Linked DNA regions of Homo sapiens: regions 2 and 3 are each linked to region 1. The links are chromatin loops, found by intact Hi-C in ENCODE. Cell type or tissue: PC-3. All regions are shown on one strand.

Region 1 (2,500 bases):
CTTGTCCAAAGTCACACAGCCAGAACATAGTGGAGTGGGAACTCCACTGAGGCAGGCTGACTGCTTAACCCATGTGTCTGTTGTGCCCCAGGCACTGTCACATATTATTTCATTTAATTCTCTCAACAACTTTGTTTTTTTAACTCTGAAAACTAATCCAGAAAAGTTAAATAACCAGCCCAAAATTGCAGAGCTAATAAAAGGCAGCTAACAGTGTTTTCTATCTTGATTCTATTTGGGTGGACAAGTGTGTGTACTTGTCAATAGTCATTTGATGGGTCACTTAAGATCTGTACATCACACTATATGTTGATTTTACTTTTAAAAGGCACAAATAAACTGCCCTCTGGGTAACAATATCAAGCAGAGATATTGTGATGTCTCCTTCTTATTTGGAAATGCATTTAAAAGTAGAGTGAACGGATAAGGAGATAAATAAGTGGGCAGTTATGTGATAAAGATGGTGGGTCTATGGGGTTCATTACACGAGTGCTATTCTTTCAACTTTTCTGCATGTTTGAACATTTTACATAATAAAATGTTGCATGGGGGACAGCAGCCCAAACATTCCATGAGACTGAGTTCAGTGATGACAGAGATCTCTGCCTGTTTTGTTACTGAGTCTCCAGCACCAGGAATAGTGCCTGGCATGAAGCAGGTGCACAGTAAATATTTGCTGAACGGAAAATGATGGGAGGCTGTTTAGCCTATGGCTTTAACGCTTAAAGTAAACACTTACCTTGGAGAGAGGATTGGATGATATCTGTGAAACAAGGGCGGTGGGAGGAGGGACACTGGGCAGAGTAAGGCGAGTAGGCACAATAGGGCACAGAGATCTGGTGGCTTTGCAAGCATGAACTCAGCTGGTTCTTCTGGAAGCTGAGTGACATCCTCATCCCCAGGCGGAGCTGTAGCCAGAGCTGTGCTTTATACAGGCGTGTGCTGCCCTCATGTGGCCAAGCAGAAGAATATTGCGCTGGTGTCGGAAGGGCCTCTTTCCCCTGATCCCTGATGGGCAGTTAGTTACTCAGATGCTTGGAAGCAAAGGTTGCGGCCAGAGGAACCGTGTCTCTGGGGCCTGGGCTTCATGCCCCTCTCTTAGCTAGGAGATAGTGGTCAAGTTTAAAACTTCCTCTGGGCAGGGTGGCACATCTGTAGTCCCAGCTGCTCAGGAGGCTGAGGTGGGAGGATGGCTTGAGCCCAGGAGGTCGAAGCTGCAGTGAGCTATGATTGTGCTGCTGTACTCCAACCTGAGCAACAGAGTGAGACCCTGTCTCTAAAAAGAAGACAAGTTCCTGATGCTTCCTATTAGCTAATGTTCTCCCAGTGGGGGTGTGGGTTTCCCAGACCTCACAGCGGTCCTGAGATTTGAGAGAAGGAGCCGCCGTGTATAAGCACCCACTGCTGCTGCTACTCCTCCATGGGCTGTTTTATTTGGGCATCCCACTGACCCTGCCAGTGACCATACATGAGACCACTCAAGATCTCATTTACGGACCGGAAAGCAGGGGCTCGGAGAGATCAAGTCACATGCAGCACGTTGGGGGCAGGGAAACCGCCTCTGGGAAGTCCAGAGTGTAACAAAGAAGATGCTAGCTTCCCTCTGTGGGGTTCTGAGGACTCCCAAATTCTGGCTGAGGAAAGCTGGCAAGGAGCCAGGGAAGTTTGGAAAAGCCCCAGTACTCACGTACACACCCTGAGCCCTTCAGCTCTCACAGAGGCAAGTTGGAGCTGTCATCCACCCCTTCCACCCCTCCCAGACCCAGCTGTGTGACCCTGGGGAAAGTGACTCAGCCTCTCTGAGCCCTACCTCAATGTGTCAAATATGGATCATAATATCCTCACCTTTTAAGGTTGCTGTGTAAATAAATGATACAGTGCACACCACACATGCTCAGGAATGACTCCTTTTAGACCACAAGGCAGACATTGTATCTATTGTGTTCACTCCTGTAACATGTTTGGATGGGCCAGTTCTCAAAGACGAGCAGGGTAAGAGTTAAGAGTGAAGTCTTTGGAATCAGATACCTGGATCCAAATCCTGGCACTGCCTCTTCAGTCTGGGTGATCTTGAACAATATATCAATGTAGTGAGGTTGTGCTGATGAATAGGTTAGTGTGAATAAAGAGCATGGTGCCTGGCACATACCAGATGCCCAAATAAATGCTAGCTGATAGTAGGATGACTCAAAGATGGGTATTCAACGTTAGCTATTGTTGTGAGCGGTCGTGGTAATAGTGAATGAGTCATGCGAATTTCCCCTTCAAGGCTGCAGTGGCTGCAGCTCTGCCCTGACTTCATCTGAATATATGCGTTGGGTGAGAGACGAGTGGCAATGATAGGAGTGCCCTCCTGTTCCCTGGACACAAATCACCCTGCACCACCAGCACAAGGTCACCCAGCCCTCAGTCATGATGGTTCCCAGTGAAGGGGACCAGGCTATAGAGGCACTCTGCACCCCCTGAGCTGACATGGTGGGCTTAGGGTCTGGGCCGTGAT
Region 2 (2,500 bases), 220 kb before region 1:
TATGTTGCAATGTATTTTTCCATTCTCCAGTTGATGGACACTGGATTGTTTTCTGCTCCAGGGTACTCTAAATAGTGCTGCTGAGAACATTTTTATACATGCCCTCAGGTGCACATGTGAATGCACTTCTGTTCAGTGGTTCTTCTTCCACACTTACTGATTTCATGATAAAAAGCCATGCATTTTTAGGCCAAGACTCACTTGCAGAATTGTCTTTCTAATACCTAGGAGTGGGATTGCAGGTCCTGGGGAGGTGTGTGTTGAACTTTGGTAGATTTGCCAGCAGCCCATTTAAGAGCTCTGAGTCTCCATTACTAAGAAGCCAAACCTGCCTCTTTCAACAAGAAGGAGCTCTGAGGCCGAAGGCGACATGCACAGGGCTCTGAGGCCAAAGGCGACGGGCACAGGGCTCTGAGGCCGAAGGCGACGGGCACAGGGCTCTGGTTCCACATCCATGGTGCTAAGGGATGCTCTGCAACCCTTTCACTCAGAGGGTTCAAAGGCAATTTAATTCCTCATCTGACAACCCTGATCCTTAACCTATTAAAATATTTACCCATTGCTACTCTTGTTGATACTGCATTCTATACGGGCACCTTTACTTACATTAAAAAAAAAAAAGTTTTTTAGTGCCTGCCTTTGCTGAGGAGTGGGTGGCCAAGATGACAGTTGGACATGTTGCCGGGCCCCTTTCCCTATGGCCTTGGCAGTCAGGGACCTGTGAAGGCCTAAGGGTCTGCTGTCTAGACCAGGGGGTCAGCAAACTTCCTTGGAAGAAGACCAGGTAGTAAATATTTTAGGGTTTGCAGGCCGTAAGATCTCTGTTGCAACTATTCAACTCTGCTGTGTAATCCACAAGATAATATATAAGCAAGCGAGCATGGCAGTGTTCTAAGAAGACTTTAGTCACAAAAACAGGTTGTGGGGCTGCAGACTTGGCTGATAATTCATAGTTTGCTGACCCCTGGTCTAGACTGTCCTCAAAGTGTAATCCATGGACCATCAGCTGCATTGGTCTCACCTGGGAACTTACTATTATGCAGAATCTCGGCCCTTCATCTCCAATCTGTTTAATTAGAATCTGCATTTAACAAAACCCCAGGAAACTCACCTGCACATTAAAGTTGCAGAAGCACTGGCCTATGGCAGAATTTTCCCTAGTGTCAGATTCTACCACTAGAGGGCCAGGAGAGGATTCCGGGTGAGACCTGGACCTGGCACTAGATGACACAGACTCGCAAACGTGGAAAGTGACCTCCTCTTCAATTCACACCTAATCCTTCTGTTCACATGAAAAAGAAAGTCTCACAGTGGTGCTGCCATGAATTTAACACCTCTCCAATCCTTGCTAATCTCCTTTTTCAATACAGAGCTGGCCTCAGCTTCCTTCCTGAAACGGAGTCTGGCTGGAATTTAATAACATTGCTCTTTGTTTGTTATTTTTGTTGTATTTATTTTAACAATTTCTATTTTGGCAAGGGATATTAGCTTTCTATTTGTAGTGGCAGTGGTGGAATGTTTCCTTTTAAATAAGTTTATTGTAGTTTAAAAGTAGGGATTTATTTAAAGAAAGATATTAAGTCAATGACAATCTGAGTACGTGCAGTCCTGGCAAAATTCCTAAACAGTGGCATGAATGTTTCAAAAAAAACCTTTTTGATGTGGCGTGTGAGTCACAGAAACTTAAAAAATACGGTCGGGGAGGTGCAGAGAGTGGCTCACCTGGATTCCAGCTGTCACTCAAACATGTGATTCTGGGCAAGTCACTTTCCCTCTTGGACTTTCTGTTTGTTCAGCTGGATTGTTACAGGGGTGGTACAGGACAATGGTCCCAGTCCTGGGACCCCACTGATCCCTGGATCTTCCTGTGGAGGTGCCTCTGGGAGGCAGTTACATGTGAGTGATATTTCCTTGTGTGATAGAGTTTCCCCCATGCAATTGAACTCCTATTGCCCACCCTGGTAGCTGGCTCAATCATGCACCCTACTTTGAGGGGCTCAAGGGTATCTATCTTGAATTCAACTAGTACAGTTGCACTTTTATAAGCTGGACTTCTACTGATTATTTTGATATAATTTTTGTGTGGCTAAAGATAAAACCTGGAAGTCACTGGCCTTAGGATGTTAAAGGGCTACTGATTATTTTGATACAATTTTTGCGTGGCTAAAGATAAAACCTAGAAGTCATTGGCCTTAGAATGTCAAAGGGCTACTGATTATTTTGATACAATTTTTATTTGGCTAAAGATAAAACCTAGAAGTCACTGGCCTTAGGATGTCAAAGGGCCATCTGACTCATTCAATTCAGATCTAGAGTGTGACTCCATCCTAAATTCTTTTGCTTGCAGGAGATGGAATCTGAGCTGAAACCACCTGAAACATCAAATGAAATTTATCGACTTGCACAGCTAAAATGCCAGGAGTATATCTTGTCAGCATGGCTGGATCCATCCCCGCCCCCAGCCTCCATTTCTCAGCTCTGCTTCCCTGAGAGTTGGCTT
Region 3 (2,500 bases), 130 kb before region 1:
AATGGAGATTAAAGCTGCCCAAGGCTAAGATTCTAGGATTCTTGCAAAGTTGTCACATAGGTTTGGGATGCTCAGAGATTCCAGAGCCGGAATGCCAGCCCAGGACTGGGCAGGGATAGAGAGAGGTCAGGAAAATCAGACACGACACAGTTTCAGTACCGTATCCCTCACACAGCCAAGTCAGACTCACCTGGGTTCAGCTGCTGGCTGTGCAAGCTTCAGCCCCTCAGAGCCTCAGTCCTCTCATTGGTAGAGCCTTTAAGACACAGGCTTTAAAATTCTCATGACTTATAAGATGATGTAAAAAGACCTCAGGTCCTATCTTATAGGTCATAAGAATTTTACCTATATATAGCATTTAGCTCCTATGTCTAAAATATAATAATTTTCAACTATTTGCTGATTGGATAAATTAAAAGACAAGTTTCTAAAGCACAGTACCTGGCATAAAGTCAGCAATCAATCAATGATAACCAGCATCAGTAGTTTTATGAGTACCCAAGCAGCGTTTCAACCTCCAGGACTGTGGATCATAAGACACTGCTGAAACAGCCAGGAATGAAACAAGAAAAGAATAAACATCCACTACCTTTAAGCGTGCATGATGTTAGATCAGTGATGCATCTCTAATTACAGAGGAATTTACCCTCTGACTGGAAGGAGTACACCTGTCAGGTCAGTTCCAACCTCAGCACCGCCCGGCACCACTGTTGTCATTGGCTTAATCATGTGTCTGTGTCAAGAGACTGTCATTTCCTTGAAGATAAGCGCCATGTGTGATGATCTGATTTTACATTCCAGTGCTTGGTATTAGGAACAATGAAACTAACTCAGGAACAAATACATTGAAAGGAAACCTTGGGGGATTTTCAGTCTCAAGTAGTGGCCCCCACCTCAGTGAGGGCCACTACTTTGCAATATTTTCAAAACCGTATATAATGTCTCTGTGTTGATGTCGATATGGACATTTTTGTTTGAAAGTCCAACAGCCAGAAGGCCCAATCTTCTTTGGGTCCTTGCTTAGAATCAGAGTACACTGCCACCAGGTGGCAGCAATTCCATGGTAACATCTGTGAGGTTCAGCAGGTAGGGTCTTGAACTGGGGTCTTGTTTTCCCTGATTCATCTTTTTGTGGGTTGGGGAGGCAGGGAAGATTTGGTGTTCTGAGGTGCTCTCACAGTGTGGGCATCTTTCATCCCAGCTCCAGAGTTTGGACGCCTTAGTCTCAGGCTCCAGTTCCCTGCACAGAGGAGGTGGATCTGGGGAACTGGTGCACCAGTGCCCGGAGAAAGCAGACCCCACCATTTGGATCTGTGACAGGCCTTTCTGTTCTTGCCCTGAAAACACACACTTGAAACACAATGATGAGTGAGAGGAGCGGGAATCTGGGGCAGGAACAATGTGATTTCTTGCAAGATCCCCTCAGCTCCCCAAAGACTGAAAAGACAGAAAGTAAAATTTTGAGGGCAAAAAATGGAGTGGAAGCACTTCACACTTCAGAGAGAACACGGGGCTGACAGTGAAGACCAACAAATGTTTAGAAAATTATAACAGACCACGGAATGCAAATTGCTGGGGGACAAAAGCGGCAAGCTGCTGTGTCGCTTCAAGTTCTTGACGAGAAACTTAATTTACTGGATCCACAATAAAGGTCCTCGGTTCCAAGTTCAAAGCGCCCCCCCACCTCCCCGCCCCCCGCCCCCTTGGGCTGTGGGGCCCTGACTCGTCCTGCCCAGAGCTGGCAAGGTGGAGGCAAAAATGAGGACTGCCACCGGTGTTCCAGAGCTCTTCTGGCTCCCAGGCCCTAGGCTGGGTGCCAGAAGGGAAACGTGGAGGTGCTCTGGGCCTCATGTGCACACTTGCCCCACTGCCTCCCTGTGCGGCCGATATTCTTACCCACAATGCACAGGTGAGAACCTGGAGCCCAGAGAGGTCAAGGGGCAGGCTGTTGGTCACCATCTGGCCAGTGGCAGCAGAGTGACTCCCATTTCCTCGCCTCCACACCAGATCCCACTACACCAAGAATACCGCTTTCTGAAGAGCACACTCACAACTGCAACCGTAACGCAAAAGAACACAGGCTGTACTAGAAATTGTTCTTCCTTCTGTCTTTCCTTCCTTCCTTTGTTCACTTGTTTGGTCCTTCCTTCGATTCATTCAAAAAATATCTCCTGAGCCCTTCCTGTGTTGCAGGGACTGTTCCAGGTCTGGAGATTGAACAGGGCAAGTAACAGATAAATTCTCCACCTGCATGGGGCGTACATCCTAGTGGGTGGAGAACGGTGATGCAAACTGAATGGCATCTGCGATGGTGATGAGTGCAAGCTGGGAAGACAGATGAGATGCACCAGGAGCACGTGGGGTGGTGGTAAGATTTTAAATAAGGTGGTTGGGACCTTCATTGTGACTGCACCGGTCGGGCGGGCACCCCGTTAGACTTTCAAACAATTTTCACACTTCTCTCTCTTGATCAGTGGAGAAGCTATTCTCCCCACTTCTG

Evidence for each region. Hi-C counts contacts between places; a loop is a spot of excess contacts. Peaks named below come from ENCODE experiments on the same cell type or tissue, not always from the same donor. Only the 100,000 strongest peaks of a DNase experiment are listed, where the experiment ranks them.
Region 2: a loop joins it to region 1, with 19 times the contacts of the local background. A loop is called at or near these places in 10 of 110 quality-filtered maps.
Region 3: a loop joins it to region 1, with 21 times the contacts of the local background. A loop is called at or near these places in 49 of 110 quality-filtered maps.

Annotation. Positions count from the first base shown.
Region 1 is chr3:10,757,200-10,759,699 of GRCh38, reverse strand. It overlaps LINC00606 (long intergenic non-protein coding RNA 606), which reads left to right. Exons shown (of 3, transcript NR_152730.1): 3 at 1-358. Among named protein-coding and RNA genes, the nearest start is that of LINC00606, 5.8 kb to the left of the region's middle. RefSeq lists an enhancer at 802-1,096. In PC-3, a CTCF peak has its summit at 953 (motif pointing left); DNase peaks (open chromatin) are centred at 909, 1,809 and 2,199; H3K27ac peaks cover 1,452 bases.
Region 2 is chr3:10,982,185-10,984,684 of GRCh38, reverse strand. No RefSeq gene overlaps it. Among named protein-coding and RNA genes, the nearest start is that of SLC6A1, 9.3 kb to the left of the region's middle. RefSeq lists an enhancer at 791-1,569. In PC-3, CTCF peaks have their summits at 991 and 1,193 (motif pointing right); DNase peaks (open chromatin) are centred at 1,194 and 1,674; H3K4me3 peaks cover 356 bases.
Region 3 is chr3:10,882,249-10,884,748 of GRCh38, reverse strand. The region is part of intron 6 of SLC6A11 (solute carrier family 6 member 11); the gene reads right to left. Among named protein-coding and RNA genes, the nearest start is that of SLC6A11, 67 kb to the right of the region's middle. In PC-3, a CTCF peak has its summit at 1,045 (motif pointing right); a DNase peak (open chromatin) is centred at 698.